Regions from separate parts of the Homo sapiens genome. Here region 2 is linked to region 1. A link is a loop called in an ENCODE intact Hi-C map of the cell type or tissue named here. Cell type or tissue: HepG2. All regions are shown on one strand. Each heading gives the region's core, and the rest is flanking DNA. Links, peaks and the distances in the headings are about the cores only. Region 1 has its middle 170 kb from the start of SLC38A4. Region 2 overlaps SLC38A4-AS1 (SLC38A4 antisense RNA 1).

Region 1 (2,817 bases), core at 169-2,668:
TATATGGGCATTATAGTTATAAATTAGGTGATTTCTCCTGGGTCCTGCCAGGCACAAAGAACATTTGGCTATGTGTGTGTCAATTTAACTGAAGTCATTACTCAGGAAACAGGCTTATGCTCCTCACTTAACATGTTCTTTTTAAAGCACTGGGATTGGCTCACTAAAAGAGCCTTTTGTAAAGTAATAAAACTTTTGCTTGTGTGAATTTTACCCTACTAACTGCTAAATTCCTTTTTTAGTGTATAGGATTTCCTCAAAGTGAAAAGCCCTCACTCTGTGATTTGATACAAAAGACATACCATGTTAAATTTCCCGTAAAATCTAATACATCGAGGAGGGAAGTAAAATCCATTATTGGGTCTTTTCCTCCTCGTGAGGTGAGAGAAAATTGCTCCCTCCTTGTAGTACCTTAACCCCTGGCTTGCCAATATTTTCTCTTCTTGTAGTAGCTGTGTCCAAAAGAATAGCTAAAAAAGCAGCAAGGCTCACTTTTTATCTTTCAATAAGCTACAATATTAAAAATTAATTATATTATTTTAACCATATATATCATGTTGCAAAGACAAAACACAAACATCTGAAATTGTATGAAATGGCCTTATGTCCAGTTTAAGCCTAAGTATAGGAGTAGCCACAGATTGGGGGTGGTTTCCCTGCTGCAGATCAGCTGAGTCCTGGCCACTCTCAGTGACATGGCCCAGAAGTTTGGAAAGGCAAGGAAGGTATGAAGGTAATTCTAATTTCGGATTGATGGAATAACTCAAACAACTAACCTATTCTAACGACTCAGCCCCAGTTCTTCCCTTTAATGACTCTGAAAGGCAAAAATTGACAATTCTACTTGACCCTATTTTGCCTGTTTTCTGTTATTCTGCTTAGTGTTAGTAACAACTAACAGCTCTAATGCTTGTCTCTCACTGTACTGAGTCATCAAGTAAGTCTGACCGGCCATCACTTAACAGGCAGTCCTATCTGCAAAGGGACAGAGTTTCTATATTTGCTTCATGCTACAAGTGACATTTTATGACAATTGTGCCTCAAAAGTGGTTTTTTTCTGAAAAAAAAAAAAACAAAAAACGAAAAATACTTCCTAGAAAAGTATTTCTCTCCTTATTCAGTATTGCACATCCCTCCTCTGAAAAGGAAAACAATTCAAATATGACAACTTTCTGAATTTGTTGGGTATTGCTTAAGAAAAAAGAAATATGTGCATATTTCTGATTATCTCCAGCATAGAATTGTTTAAGTCCTGGGGCAATATATGTGTTGGCTTACATGGCATTGAGCTCTCCCAAGGGAGACTGTACCCCATTCCTGATGAAAATATCAGCTTTCCCTTATAAGAACTGGCAGAGCTAAAAAAAACAATTCCTTTGTCTAGAGCCAATACCTTTTACCCAAGCATATTATTATCTTAGTAATCTATTTCATATAAAAACAACATTTGATCAAAATTAAGTTAGGGTGTCAGATAAGCTAGAGCCTTCAACTGTTTGGTTTTATTTTTCACAAGGTCAATTTTGACCCAAAGTTCTAGGAGATGAGTTTAAGATATGTGAATAAAAACACACACCCTTGCTGATTTTGCAAGCTTTCCAGCTACATAGACTTAGAACTTTGCTTATAGAGTTAGAAGGAGCCTTATGCATTATCTAGTTCTGTAGAGAAACTGAGGCCAAGAGAGGTCAAGGGAATTGCCAAAGGTCACAACCAAGCAGTACCAAGAGCTAACCTTTCCTGCCTGCTAGTCCAGGACTCCTCCCATTACACCATCGTATCGTTATTTAGGTCAGCATTCAATTAACAAACCATGACATTATGCACCCACCTCTATTTTCACAAATATTACAACATTCAACAAACTTATGTAAAACAAATTTTATAACTAACTAGCATTCAGGAAATATCTCCTTCTAAAGAACTATCATCTTGCAAAAAATTAGTATTTGGTAAATGAAACCAGCTATTTTTGTGACATATTATATTCCTTCAATCAAAGCTCTGAATCTAGAAGAAATTTAAGCACAAAGCTGGCAAAATAAATTAGCAGAGTGGGCCCCAATGAACATGGCAGACCTCAAGGCAGCTGTGCCAAGGGGTGGGTAAGGCAGCAGCCAATCAAGAGCACCCATCCAGGGCATGAACACAGCACAAGTGAGAGGCAGAAGTGACAAGCCCAATGTGACTGCCCAGACTGGGAAGAGCTAAAAACTCTCAAAATCGCTCGGCCAAAAGTTAGCAACAAACACAATAATGCCTGAGAACATTGTTGTTTTTGCATGGCTTCAAATTACTAGAAATTCCTGACTAATATCCCCTCTCCCACCCCTACCTTCAGGCCTTATATAATTTACTGTTAGGTAAACCACTCTGTGACATTTCAATGGCCTTTTTATATTTCAACAAAACTTATTTTTTACCATTCTCCAGGATGAATTATGAAAATGTCTAAAGGCACATGACTATCAAACATTAAAAGTCATGCTGTAGGCTGCACGCAGGGGTTCACACCTATAATCGAGCATTTTGGGAGGCCAAGGCAGGAGGATCATTTGAGTCCAGGAGTTTGAGACCAGCCTGGGCAACATAGTGAGACCCTGTCTCTACAAAAAGTACAAAACAAATTAACTGGGTTTGGTGGCTCACATCTGTGGTCTCAGCTACTTGGGAGGCTGAGGCAGGAGGATCACTGGAGCCCAGGAGGTTGAGGCTGCAGTGAGCTGTGATTGTGCCACTGTACTCCAGCCTGGGCAGCAGAGCAAGATCCTCTCTCCAAAACAGTCATGCTGTAGTTGAAGACACTGCCCCAGTTCA
Region 2 (2,817 bases), core at 152-2,651, 80 kb after region 1:
TTGCAACTAAGACTAAGCTATTTCTGGGATTTTTGACAGTAAACTAGCTTATTACTGAGATATTAATTGAAGGGGAGGCTGAGAATGGAAGAGGAAAGTGTGTTAAGCCAATGGCACTAACCTTAGAAGAAAATGAGAAATGATTTCCACGAAGCTGAGGACATTACTCTTGAGTCATAGTCTCCTTACTATGCCATCCACATTTTACCAAAAGGAGAAGGAGGGGTGAGGGAATGTTCGGAGCCATAAATAATTTTTTTCTATTTCTGAAATCCAAGGTTTTCCAGCAAGCATATTTCAGTCTAAGATGTGTTCCCTTTCAAACAGGGACACATTGAACATAGCTTGCTGGATGGGGAAAGCAGTGTAGAAACCACAGCTAATTCCTCTACTTTACAGATGGTGATGCTGCCCATTGTTTCAATTCACAAAATAAGTTGATGTGAGAAACCTGGGATTTTTGGCCTTCAGACCTGTTCTCTTTCCACCTCACCACATTCCATAATCAATGACAAATTTCAATCCTAAAATGCATCTTAAACAGGGAACTTTTCTGTTTCCATTAAACAGAACTTCACAAAGGGAGGAAAAATACCCGTGGGCTAAACAACAAATTAATTATATTTATATAAATCCATCCACCAAAAACCTATTTTATTTACAGTCTGTGCTTGCCTAACTACTCTTGTGTGATTACATAACTCACATTATTGTTTATCAACATGTGTTAAGATAGAACTTTCTATATTTTATTAACCCTGAAATTTTCGGGATAATGTTATAAATTTTGACAGTATTTGTTGAGGTTAAAGATAAATTGGTGCAGTTTAGATAGTATGATAACCAGGAACCAAAAAATACTCAAATCCCATTCTATCAACCCACCCTCTTCCCTACATGCTCCTGAGGAACCAAACAGCCAATGAACCCATCCTACTAAAAGTCCGTCAAAGGCCTTAGATGCAAAAAGCAAAGAGCTTTCTGTCTTAGACTTGGCGGAGCTACCTTACCAGGCCTAAATAAGTGTTCTACTTCTCATTACAAATCAAAACCTGAGAACCATCATGTTCAGACATGTTCCAGGGAGAGTTGTTGAATCTATACAAAAGACCTTGGCTTAACTGGCTCTCTCAGAGATAGAAGGACAGAGGCAGAATAGAAGAGTATGTTCATGAATATGAATTGCCTTTTAAGGCAGCGACCTCGCCCATCAGTGAACATGGTATAAGATGTGTATATAGTGTAACTATGGTGCAAGACATGGGAAATCTGAAATCAATATATGAATTTAACTTGAGATTGCCTTAGGGCCTTACTGGCAAGGGTTCAGATTGGAGAAAGCCACTAAGCACAAACCACCTTGGCCAATTCCTGCCTGTCTGACTCTAACGTCAAAGAGAAAATGTGTCTGAGTCTAGCTCACCCAGAGTTTTGGCAGGATATTTACACCACTCTGGAACAATAGCAACAGTGAACTTTCCCTTTGAGTACCCCCAGGTCAAAGCTCATCTTCCAGGAGAGCACTCAAGTTAATCACTGGCAGCAGATTCTATTCTCCAAGTCAAAAGCAAACAACTCCCCCCAAGTCTTCACTAAATATTCCTGGAAAACCTCTACTCCAAGTTGGTTTCACAAGTCCTTGCTGTTAAAAAAAAAAAAAAAAAAAGAATATCAAACGTGGGGCATTGACTAAAACAGTAGATTGAAACTGAATCATAGAATTTTTTAGCATTCTAGTTATTTTTTCTTCTTAATTTTTTGCATTATTTCAATTTGCAAAAAATAAAAGATACATATATATAAATGCACATAAGCCTGTGAGATTTACAGGGACCCTAAGTTGTTTCTTAATTGCCATGATACCTAGGCTTCCAACTCTCAACTATACGAACATTGCTTTCCATCTGGTACTGGTCACTTACTATGTTCAAGGTACTAATCTGTAAGAAGTATTGTGAGGAGTATAAAAATATACAAGACCCAGTTTAGGCTCTTGAGAATCTCACTATCAAGTAAGAGAGACAAAAAACATCACAAACAATAATATAAAAGCTGTTAAGGCAGTTTATCCTAACATTAAAAGACCGAACTTCGGAGTAATAACTACTGGGTTTAAATCCCACTTCAGTCATGTATTCGCCTGTGGACCTTCAGCAAAGATATTGACTACTCCGAACCTCAGTTTCCTCACCTGTAAAGTAGAAGTAATATAAAAATAGTATCAACATTATGATTTTTTAGGGGTTAAATGATTTTTTTTCCATTTTCCAAGTTAAAATGGCTGGTTCATATTAAGAACTCAATAAATTTAGCTATAATTATGTAAAGGGTGGCATGAACAAAAATATATTAAACAGATATATGCTTAAAAGACAGACCCTACAATCACTGAACAAGTCCAATTCTTGGCCCTCTTTTGATAAGTGACAGAGAGAGAGAGAGAGAGAGAGAGAGAGATAGAATAGACAGAAAGATTAATAGACAAATAGATAAGAAAATACCAAAACCAGCTTTCTTTCACCCAATAGAACTTTGGGAGATAATTATCTCCCATTATCACATAAAGAAAAATATAATTTGTTTAAATTACAGCTAGTGCCCATCTTTATTTTCCTAATTTCCTGTCTAGGGCAGTGCTAGTTGTTTGATTGCCCCCCATAGTGGAATATTTCCTTCTTCTTTCTTTGATTGGAACGCTCTTTGTGGTGAAGATTCTAAGACCAGGTCCACACTAATGCGAAAATAAACATGAGGGTGTTTTAAGTAATTTAAAAAATATTGATATAAAAAGCCCATCAAATCAGTATACTAAAAAGG

What was found. Hi-C counts contacts between places; a loop is a spot of excess contacts. Peaks named below come from ENCODE experiments on the same cell type or tissue, not always from the same donor. Only the 100,000 strongest peaks of a DNase experiment are listed, where the experiment ranks them.
Region 2: a loop joins it to region 1, with 3 times the contacts of the local background. A loop is called at or near these places in 14 of 110 quality-filtered maps.

What each region holds. Positions count from the first base shown.
Region 1 is chr12:46,656,084-46,658,900 of GRCh38, reverse strand. No RefSeq gene overlaps it. Among named protein-coding and RNA genes, the nearest start is that of SLC38A4, 170 kb to the left of the region's middle. In HepG2, for the core only: no CTCF peak of the experiment used is centred there; no DNase peak of the experiment used is centred there.
Region 2 is chr12:46,575,891-46,578,707 of GRCh38, reverse strand. The region is part of intron 3 of SLC38A4-AS1 (SLC38A4 antisense RNA 1); the gene reads right to left. Among named protein-coding and RNA genes, the nearest start is that of SLC38A4-AS1, 190 kb to the right of the region's middle. In HepG2, for the core only: no CTCF peak of the experiment used is centred there; a DNase peak (open chromatin) is centred at 1,497.